Linked DNA regions of Mus musculus: region 2 is linked to region 1. The links are chromatin loops, found by intact Hi-C in ENCODE. Cell type or tissue: left cerebral cortex. All regions are shown on one strand. Links, peaks and the distances in the headings refer to the core of each region. The heading gives the core; the rest is flanking DNA.

Region 1 (5,676 bases), core at 484-5,483:
GAAAATAAAGTAAGATAAACACTCTAGCAAGGACAGTGTAAATGATGGACATTTCTGCAATGTCAGCAGAGACCAACATGAAGCCACTGTCATGTCCATGTGAATGACAAACACGGATTAGTATACATAAAATCTTTCCATAAGCAAAGCCACGCCTTTTGACTCTGACCTCAGCACCAGAGTGCCAGGGCATTGTGGACCACACAAATAATGTCTGATGACAGTGCCCATTGCCAAACCAAAGCAGAATACTAAAAAGAATAAGGAACGGATCACTGTGTGCACAAGAGAAGTCTCAAAATGTTAAAAAAAAATCATGTTCTCACTTATGTATCTTCTTGGATCTTAACATCTTCATTTACATAAAAAATATTTTTTTAAAGTAAACAAACACTAGGGAGATAATTCAGTTGGTAGGGTGCCTTCCTTGTGGGAGGAAAAGAACTGTGTTCCATTCCTAGCATCGAGAGAGAGAGAGAGAGAGAGAGAGAGAGAGAGAGAGCTTACTAGACACGATGGCATGGCTTGTGCCTGTAATCTCAGCACTGTGGAGGCAAAGAAAGGTGGGTCCCTGGGGCTCACCAGCTGTCCTAGTCTACTTGGAAAGAGCCAAGACAATGACAGATTTTATCTCAAGATATGGATGGTTCCTGAGGAACAACACCTACAGCTGTTCTCTGGCCTCCACATGCATACACACACACACACACACACACACCAATTAAATGCATAACTGAGCACAATAGGTCACATCTGCAATCCCTACCCTCAGAAGCCCAAAGCAAGAGAACTGCAGTAAATTTGAGTCCAGCTGTAGAGGAAGGCCCTGTCTGAGAAACACAAATGGAGACACCCTATTCAAAAATCAGCAGGCGTCTTCCTTATCTTAGCTCGGAAACGCCTTCATTTCTATTAAAATGTGTGGAATCATTTCTGTCAATATGCTATCCAGGGCTAGTCAGATTCGTGGGGGAAATCTCACCAGTGGTATGTGTGCTGGGCTTATCAGACATGGGCTGACCCGGAAGCTAAGGGCTGGAGGAAGGGATCATCTCACTGCATAAGCATCTCTGATGATGGTGACAGACAAGAAGCTTCGGAGACCCTGGGAACAAGCCATTCTCGGGCTCAGAGTCACGGGTTCTGCATCTGAGGCTCTATCTGTTGTTTGATGTTTCTCCTTACAGCACTTACCAGGAAGCTGATGTAGCACAGAGCCAAGCAGAGAAAGAAAGGTGGGTAGCCAGACCTTCTGCTTACCCAAGGGTCTCCCTGTCCCGCTGCCTCACAGCACCCCCTGAGAAAGCCTTATCAGTTTCTCAAACAGCCTCTGAACCTCTTCCCTCCCAAAGATGAATACATTAGATCCCTTCCAGCCATGGAGTTGGTTGTTGTTGTCGAGATCCTTATACACACAGCGTGAGTTTGTCCTCTGGAAATAACTGGGAAGTATCCAGGAAAAGAATTACTGCAAATAAACACTACAGTGAATGCTCCCTGAAACCTGATGCTAGGTCTGTGGAGTAGCTGTTTTTAAAAAAAAATCACAATCGTGTGTGTGTATGTGTGTCTGCGTGTGTGTGTGTGTGTGTGTGTGTGTGTGTGTGTGTGTGTGTAAGAGAAGCTGAGGTTTTTTTTTTTAATCAAATTTAACCGAGGCAATAAATTAATTTTATATTCCAGTGGTAGAAAAATAATCTGGTCTCTCATCTGGAAGCCAGGAGAAATACAAGTTTCTCATTTCTCATCTTGGGAAGATGCCAGGGGCCAGTAGGTGGGAGAGGTGAGGGGGGCAAGGGAGAAGTTTTTCTTTTCTAATCTTGTTTTCTTTTTTTTTTTTTTAAGTTGTATAACACGTATTGTCCTGCTTAAAACTCCCTAAAAAATAAAAAAAAAAAAAAATAGCTTAGTCTCCGGCTCCAACCCTCCATCTGCTGTAAGGCAAAAGTCATGGAAACTGCACCTAGGCCAAAGGAAATGATAAAAACGGTTTCCGTGATGCCAAAAAGGGACATTGGTCTCCACACAGAGGCATCTGTCAAATGCCAGCTCGTTTCCCGGCTGATTCTCCCCAACTCTCGCTATTTCCCATCAATATTGTACCAACCTTCAAAGCCCAGCTCAGCAGTGCCACTAGCACCTAGTGGATGGAAGGAGGCCAGGCAGGAAGCTGGTATGCCTTTTGTCCCCTGAACAGCAAACAATCCCAAGCATGGGCTGCAAAAAGGCTAAGAAAGCCTGACTGAGTGCTAGTCTGGCTGGGTGCTGGCCTGGCTGGGTGTTGGCCTTGGCTGGGTGCTAGTCTGAGTGTGTGCTAACCTGGATGGGTGCTGGTCTGGCTGTATGCTGGACTGGCTGGGTGCTGGTCTGGCTGGGTGCTAGTCTGGCTGTGTGCTGGCCTGGCTGGGTGCTGGCTCGTTACTGTTTTGGTAGAGTGCTAACATGGCTGAGGGCTGTTTTGGTAGGGTGCTGGCCATAACCCTCTCTCCTACAAGGTTTGATTTCATCCTTCTGCTTTAAAGTCCTGCTTCTCTCAAAAAAAAAAAAAAAAATGCATTCTTCAGTGGGGCAGACACTGTAATAAATAACTGCAAACACCTGAAATTAAGTCAATGTAAGTATGAAAGTAAAAGCAGGAAGTAATTAAGAAGATGAAAATTATTATTATCAGGAGTTGAAGGGAACTGTAAATATAGACAAAAATATTATGTATAAGTAGAGACTGGCATGGTGAAACCTGTCATAATGTACAATTAATATATACTAAGAAAAAAATCATTTTGAAAAATCCTCCTTTTCGCCCCAGCCTCTCTCTGACTCATATCCTGCTCTCTAGCCCCACTCTGCCCGGCAGCCAGCCTGGCCTCCTTGGTCCCTTCTCAGGGTTGCTACATTACTGTACCCTCACAGGAAGTCTCTCCCCTAAGGTTTTCAGGGCTTGCTCATCAAACCGTCAGGTCTTAATGAAATGTCATCTTTCCCAGGAGGTCTTCTGGGACCATGGATTGAAAGGAACATCCCTCCACTCCCACCTGATGCCCCCATGATATTTGTTGCCATCTGACACACAGGTTATTTATCTTATCTAAGCTGTGATCAGAGTCCCTGTAGGATGGATGCAAGCTCTTCAAAGACAGGGGATGATTTTATTACCGTTGTCACTACACACAGCTTAGTGCACATCATAGAAAACGTCCAGTGTGATGAACAATTAAACCACGAGTTAGACCTGAAAACTGCCTTTGTACAGGAGTTAACACGCACACCCCGTTTTCAACACCCTATCTGTCACTGATCTCTTGTACAAGCCAGAAAGAGTCCTTGGGGTTTCCTACACATTTCATTTAGTTTGTTAGGACTTCGACTTTTCATTGTATATTCATGCAGAATGCTCTAAACGCCAGCTATCTTGTGAAGACTGTAAAGGCTTCATCAAACCAATCCAGCTTCTTCCAGACCCGAGGCTGTGCTGCGCTGAGACGCCATGAGCGGGGTTCCTCCGCCATCCAGTGGACACCTATGGAATTACAACTACGAAGAAGATTTCCTGCTTTCACGCATGCGCTTGAGAAATACCTGCTTATTGAAGTCTCTTCCCCAACCCCAAAAAGCACCCCACCTCATCCTCTGGCCAGGCCTCGGTTTCCAAACGTCCCTTGGCTAGAACTGTTTTAAGTTACTGATTTTCACTCACATGGAAAATGAATTTCCTCCTGGCCCAACAAGCAGGACTCCATCCTCCCAGCTACCCCTAAATTCGGAAACCCTGCGGGGGGCGTGGGGCAAGACTCCAGGAGCAATGTGGGGGAGGCTGGCGGCCCTCCAAAATCAAGCCTGATGCGCCAGCTTGGGACGTCCTAACATATATCTTTCATTCCAAAATCAGAAGCCAGGTGCTAGGTATAAACTCTTAGGAGAGAGTTGTTTCAGTCATTCTGTATCAAGACCAGCAGCGGGTCCTTGTTTAGAGGGCAGAGGTGAAAGGCGGTTCCTTTAGAAGGCAAGATGTTGAAGCAGATTGAAGGGTCAGGTCTGTGACACAGGGCGGCAGGTGAGGCGGGAGAGGCGTCTAAATTCAACTTCACAGGCATACGAAATACCTTTGGCTCCGCCTAGCTAGCTGTATGTGACAACACAGAGTACTGAGGGGAAAGGATCCAGGACGTAGCTGAGCCACCTCAGCTTAGCCTGTCTTGACAACAGCCATCAAAAGAGGCTGGGAAAAGGCTGAAGACCAAATGATGTGGCGTGTTGTCATGAGACAAACCTCTTGAAATGACCCCCATGTCTTACTTATGGGAAGGAATCGTGTTAGTCAAGATTTTGGAAACTGCCTGCTTTTGCAGTATCTATAGAAGAAATGAAGTAGAGCATAGAGTGTTAAGATTTCGTCTTCATGGATACAGAAAATGTGGTACATTTACACAATGGAGTACTACTCAGCTATTAAAAAGAATGAATTTATGAAATTCCTAGGCAAATGGATGGACCTGGAGGGCATCATCCTGAGTGAGGTAACCCAATCACAGAAGAACTCACATGATATGTACTCACTGATAAGTGGATATTAGCCCAGAAACTTAGAATACCCAAGATACAAGATACAAAGCACAAGAAACTCAAGAAGAACGAAGACCAAAGTGTGGGCACTTTGCCCCTTCTTAGAATTGGGAACAAAACACCCATGGAAGGAGTTACAGAGACAAAGTTTGGAGCTGAGACAAAAGGATGGACCATCTAGAGACTACCATATCCGGGGATCCATCCCATAATCAGCCTCCAAACGCAGACACCATTGCATACACTAGCAAGATTTTGCTGAAAGGACCCTGATATATCTGTCTCTTGTGAGACTATGCCGGGGCCTAGCAAACACAGAAGTGGATGCTCACAGTCAGCTATTGAATGGATCACAGGGCCCCCAATGGAGGAGCTAGAGAAAGTACCCAAGGAGCTAAAGGGAACTGCAACCCTATAGGTGGAACAACATTATGAACTAACCAGTACCCCCCAGAGCTCATGTCTCTAGCTGCATATGTATCAGAAGATGGCCTAGCCAGCCATCAGTGGAAAGAGAGGCCCATTGTACTTGCAAACTTTATATGCCCCAGTACAGGGGAATGCCAGGGCCAAGAAGTGGGAGTGGGTGGGTAGGGGATGGGGGGGGGGGGGTATGGGGGACTTTTGGGATAGCATTGGAAATGTAAATGAGGAAAATACATAATAAAAAAATTTAAATAAAAAGATTTCATCTTCAAGAGGGAATATCCAAATCACCATCAGAAGGAGAAGGAGGAAAGTCCACTGTAATGGAAAACTGGGGGAAGCACAACCCAGCTCTCTTCAGCACCCAGCTATCCAACCTTGGGTTCAGCCTCCCTGGGTGCCATGTCCCGCCCTGTGAAATGATATGGTGAGCTGTGATAAGCAGTTCTGCAACTCCTCAGAAAACTCAGCACAGAATTCCCATGTGACCCCAAATCCTGCTTCTGGGTGCTTGCCTCAAAGTGAAGGCAGGAACTCAAGCAGGCATCTACACTGTCAAAGGTACAGACACTCCAACGCCTATCACCAAGGGACTGAATATACACAATGTGGTGTGTATGATGGTTATCTGGGCAGTGATTGTGTGTGGTTTTAATCCCAGCACTCAGGAGGTAGAGGCAGGAGGTGAAT
Region 2 (5,676 bases), core at 337-5,336, 1.1 Mb before region 1:
AACCAAAACAAAAAATTTTAAAAAGCTAAGAATAACGTAAACCTCCAGCACTCACAACCCAGCATTTATTATTTGCTTTCCAGGGTATTGGCAAAAGAAAACTGAAATAACCACCACAAAGTTAACATAAAAATAGTTTGGGTTTTTCTAAGTTTTGGGGGTAGGAACAGTCAGTTGTACCAAGATCTAGCAAAGGAATGCATGAGAAAAAGAAACGTCCCCCTCTGCCCACATGAAGACTGTCTGAACAAGTGCATCTAACCATTACCCACCCTGATGAACAGTGCAGCCCTTTCAGGGCCACTGCTCTGCAGCAGGGCTCCAATGACCGCGAAGAAAGTCTGACGTAAGACAGGCAGGGGGACAGGAAATTCTGCACTGAGGGTCAACTGCTCCACAGCCAAGTTCCTGGCCACGTGACAGACAACTGCCTCACCAGTGAGAAAGCTAACTAGACTCTCAGTGCCTTCGGCGGGCAAGTCTGGGAATTCGTCTTCGAGAAACTGTGTGAGGCACCGATGTGAAAAAGACAGCCCTTGTTCGAACAGTTCCTGATTGTCCTTAAGATTCAGAAGAGCAGCTTCTTTCTCTATGCCAAGGCTCTGACGTTTCGCCTCTTCGCTTTTGATGTAGCAGCTATTGATAAATGCAGTTTTGAGAAGGTCCAACGAAAAGGTTTCTTGTAAGCGAGATCCAAAGGCTTGTACCTCCGCATGGTAATCCCAGTTTGGCTTCTCTGAGCTGAGGAGGCAGACAGTAAGAGAGTAAGGAGGAGGGCATGGTACCACGTAAGGTGTGCTCTAACTTTACTACATAACGGAATGAAATGAAGTTTGTTTCTTTTATTGTCGGATTCTAACAGTCTAAATACAAAAGGTAATACAGATAACCACTGGCAGTCCGTCATTACTGTCTATATATAAGATGTGGGGGTTTCCCTTTGGCTTAACTGCCATATTAAACAGATTGTTCACATCACATTAGGCTGCTCTGCTAGTATTTAAGTTCTCTCTTTCTGCTCTAACAGTGACATTATGCTTTCTACCTGAGTATGAACAAATTATAACTATATAGATTCAGGCCACAAACTGAAAGTAATTATGTTTAGTTTATATATATTTATTTAAAGCTCAGAAATGTCCACTTGAATTTCCAGTTACATAAGTTAATATCAGTCTTATGAGTGTGTCAAAATTTCATAACCACAGGCGAGGGTTGAGGCTGTTCTAATTCAGTGGTAGTGGTAATTGACACAATGGCCTGGTGTGTGCAGGTACACTGTACAGACACACAATTCCAAGAATTAAATGCCTTTTCCTAGAGAAAATTAAATGTCTTTTCCTAGAGAAAAATAATGCCACAATAAAATCCTTTAAAGTTAAAAGAGAGAAGAAAAATAGATCTAAGTTTAAAATCATAAATCTAAATTTGTTTTCTATAGTTTTTTCCAATTTTAACTCATTAATCTTAAAATACCCACCTGTCTATTGGGCAAGGGAATGTAAATTAAGACATGATTCTGAGTCTTGCTTATTAAACCACAATAATTGTGCAATAGAAGGTGTATTCTCACTGGTGTTAGTGTAAAGGGGATTAATATTCTCCTGGAGGGCAATATTAAAATAGTAATCAAAGTCTCAGCTCAGGAATAACTAGCTAACTAGAGACAGTTCCTGCTTCTTTGGTGTTCTAACAATCTAACGGAAGTCAAATGCCAAAGAAACTGTAAGAATGAAGTTGATCTTCGTGTACTTTTGCCCACTAAGACAGAGTATACAGAAAGTGCATGATGCAGGATCGTATATAAGCATGATGCACTTTAGAAAAATCTGTGGGGTTTTTGTTGAGGTTGTTGTTGTTGTTGGCTGTTTTGATTTGTCCGACAACCCCCCCCCCCGCCCCCAGGCAAGAAGATTAATTAGATAAAAAACCTAAACTTTTATCCTCACTCCAGGCAGTGGACATGAAATTCTGTTACACACAGAATTAAATGTTTCTACCCTGGTACGCAATATGGTAGAATTGATGACCCTATTCCTCTTTAAAATACCCAATTGGCCTGAGATTAGGAAGTGACAAAATTGGGTCAATCCCAATCCCAAGCAGTTACCCTCTGGTCGACCCCATTTGCTTATATTCAGCTAGTGAGATTCTGCAGGGGACAGCCCAGCCCCTGTCGCCCAGTTCCTCTGCCCCATGCTGCCTGCAGGAACGTGCCCACCGCAGTTGCCTGCAGCCTGGTGTCCTCGCCGCCACCTTAGCCTCTCCACCCTCCCGAGACGCCTACCGTCGCACTGGCGGCGGCGGGCAGCGTAGCAGGCGCCATCGCTCCAGCTCTTTCTGGAAGCGGAAGGCGGCACGGAATCCCTTCTTCACTCCCCGAACCGGAGGAGCCAGCGTGGGGACGGCCGGAGCCAATAGGCGGCGAGGGCCCTGCTGCAGCAACCGGAATACAGCAGAAGCCATGGCAAGAACAAGGCAATAGGAGGCGGAAGGAAGACAGCCGGAGCGGTGTAGCCCGAACGCGGTTCCCCGGAAACTGGTGCAGCAGCAGAGAGAGGCCTGAACGCTGGAGGACACCGAAGAGGGAGCATGGCTAGTGTACTGCGCGTGCGCAAGTGCTTCTTTCTGCCCATTCTGTAAGTATGGGTGCAGAAATTGTTGAGAAACAGTTGCTTGACCCTATCAGTCTCGCTTGTGTTTATTTCTCATTAAAGCAGAACAAAAACTAGTTTTTAAAGTTCTAAATAAAACACTTAAATTTTCACAAGAAAAACATTTCTTGTTTACATTCAGTCTTAAAAGTTGCAGACCATCATTCCAGCCACTACTGAGGAAATGTTTTCAAAGTTTAAGGCTTCACCCAACCGTTTCCAAAAAGTCTCGCTTACAAAAGCACGTTCAGAAGTGTGTTTAACTTAACCAAAATTAAAGTTTGTATTTTAAAACAACTACTTTCCTCCCACCCTACCCCCCTCCCACAGGGGAAGACTCGGGACCAGGAGGGGTACATAAAAATATTAACAGTGAAATTACAAGTTTTTTTTTTAAAAATCTGTATCAACGTTTGAAGCTTTCCTAACAAAATATGAGTAAAAGACCTGAAGTCAGAAATGGAAGTGTCTCTGCTTCTTTTCCCATAGTTTTTATGGTGAACATCTTTTCCTTGAGAGGCACCTGTATGGTTCTTATACAAGGGAAACAATTCCCCTGCACTCACCCAGTTAGACTCCAGGGTCTTTGTGCCTGCTTTCACAAACAGCTTGTTCATTTTTTTTCTCTTTTTTTATTATTATTATGTATTTTCTTCAATTACATTTACAATGCTATCCCAAAAGTCCCCCCACTCCCTCCCCCCCCCCACTCCCCTACCCACCCATTCCCATTTTTTGGCCCTGGCGTTCCCCTGTACTGGGGCATATAACGTTTGCCTGACCAATGGGCCTCGCTTTCCAGTGATGGCCGACTAGGTCATCTTTTGATGCATATGCAGCTAGAGTCAAGAGCTCTGGGGTACTGGTTAGTTCATAATGTTGTTCCTCTGATAGGGTTGCAGATCTCTTTAGCTCCTTGGATACTTTCTCTAGCTCCTCCATTGGAGGCCCTGTGATCCATCCAATAGCTGACTGTGAGCATCCACTTCTGTGTTTGCTAGGCCCCGGCCTAGTCTCACAAGGGACAGCTATATCAGGGTCCTTTCAGTAAACGCTTGCTAGTGTATGCAATGGTGTCATCGTTTGGAGGCTAATTATGGGATGGATCCCTGGATATGGCAGTCTCTAGATGGTCCATCCTTTTGTCTCAGCTCCAAACTTTGTCTCTGTAACTCCTTCCATGGGTGATTGTTTCCAATTCTAAGAAGGCGCAAAGTGTCCACACTTTGGTCTTCGTTCTTCTTCAGTTTCATGTGTTTTACCAACTTCTTATGCTCGTTTTCTGCTTCTGTAACTCTGCCTATTTGCCTGTCAAATCCTCCATTTGGAAACCCCCTACTCTTGGACGACAAAAAAACCTTATCTTCCCTAGATCTAATGAGGATCTCTTGAACCCCACCTGTATTGAGAGACAGCCAATGTACACAAACTTTAGAGGTTTGTTTTAATCAATTGCTTTCTTTAATTAATTTGGCCATCATGATTTGAGCTAGGGGTCTTTTTCCTCACATCTGTGGGATTAACAGTAATCTCAAGCTTAATAAAGTTAGTGAAAGAGATCCACACACATTGGGAGTTCCCCTTCATACCTCAGATTAGGAACAAACCACACCCAAACACCTGCTTTCACAGAGAGATCCTTTATTAAGTGGGGGAGGAAAGTTAAGGTGGCTGCTTTCTCACTCTGGCAGAAAAACAGTAGAGAAAGAGGGGGGTCATGTTAGGATGGATGATACATTTTGATTGGGTATTTTAATTAGATGAGCCAAAGGGGGCTAATGATTGCTGGCCTTCAATACTTACATAGCTGGACTCTGGCAGTCAGCCTTAGGAGGAGGAAGTGACCAAGTAAAGGAATAGACCTTGGTGGCTAGCTTTAGGAATGTAGTCTAATGGTTTTTAGCAAGGCAGAGGGAATGGAAAAGAAGGACAAGGCCTACCAGAGCCAGGCTGCCAGAGTCCCTTCAGTTAAAGTGATGTCTCTATGTGCTGAGGCTCTCAGAAACAACAACTATAAGAATAACCTGTAATGTCTCAAGTAGTTTCTCCCACTTTTGACCCACATGAAGCTCAGAATTAACATCTGCATTCAGCTTGCTGTCATTCCACTGATGTAATCACTTAAAACTAGTATACTCTTGGTTGTCAACTTGACTACATATGGTATTAACTAAAACTCAAATGACCAGACACATTTTCGAGGGTTTTTTTTTTTTTCTTAATTAAATTACTTGAAATGAGAATTTTCGCTGCTAACCCAGAGTTTTGAGGTGGGGAGATATACTGTTACTCTGTGCCTCACTTTCCGCTGGCAGCCTATATAAAGGACATGGAGGAAGGAAGCTTGCTTTTCTTGTCTGCATGCTCTGGCTAGTGCTGGCAAGTCAATCTTTTCACTAGCATTAGAGCCCACTTCTCTGGGATTTCAGCATATACTGAAGACCAGCTGAGACATCCAGCCTTGTGGACTGAACACCTTTGGATTCTTGGACCTTCTGTTTGTAGGCAGCAATTGTTGGATTAGCTGGACCACAGCCTAATGGTCCACAAGGCCATTCTAATAAACCCCCCTTCTCTATTATTGAGAGATTCATTCTAAGTTTTGTTAAGTTTTTTTGTTTTGTTTTTGTTTTTCTTGGGAGTTTAGCTCATGATAAGGTACAACAATTACTTTTGAACCCATGGTAAGGCAGTAACTCAACATGGCAGAATGTATAATGGTACAAAGCTTGTTCATTTCATGCCTAAGACATAAGAGAGAGTTCATGAAGAGAAAAGATCAGAGGCCCCAAAATCTCCTTCAAAGGCCCATCCCCAGTAATTGACAATCTCCCACTAGGCCTCAACTAATGAAGGTCCCACTATTTTTTTAGTAGTGCAATGGACTACTGAACAAATTTTTATTACATATGCTTTAGGGGGATATTACAAATCTCAACATAGAAAACTTGCATTTTTAAAATTGTGTTTCAATTAACATAGTAAGAAGACAAATACTTGGGCCCATGATCCAGTTCCAAAA

What was found. A loop is a pair of places that touch in the nucleus more often than their neighbours do. Peaks named below come from ENCODE experiments on the same cell type or tissue, not always from the same donor. Only the 100,000 strongest peaks of a DNase experiment are listed, where the experiment ranks them.
Region 2: a loop joins it to region 1, with 4 times the contacts of the local background. A loop is called at or near these places in 4 of 42 quality-filtered maps.

What each region holds. Positions count from the first base shown.
Region 1 is chr1:78,722,480-78,728,155 of GRCm38, reverse strand. All of the region lies in intron 2 of Gm38631 (a long non-coding RNA gene), which reads right to left. Gm33693 (a long non-coding RNA gene) reads left to right here. Exons shown (of 5, transcript XR_865566.2): 4 at 1,188-1,235; 5 at 1,353-1,497. Among named protein-coding and RNA genes, the nearest start is that of Gm38631, 5.3 kb to the right of the region's middle. In left cerebral cortex, for the core only: CTCF peaks have their summits at 2,135 and 3,504 (motif pointing left); DNase peaks (open chromatin) are centred at 2,157 and 3,497.
Region 2 is chr1:79,772,923-79,778,598 of GRCm38, reverse strand. It overlaps Mrpl44 (mitochondrial ribosomal protein L44), which reads right to left and starts at 2,581. Exons shown (of 4, transcript NM_001081210.1): 1 at 2,288-2,581; 2 at 273-741. The coding sequence starts at 2,466. It also overlaps a transcript of Wdfy1 not described here. In left cerebral cortex, for the core only: a CTCF peak has its summit at 2,355; a DNase peak (open chromatin) is centred at 2,531; H3K4me3 peaks cover 1,485 bases; H3K27ac peaks cover 449 bases.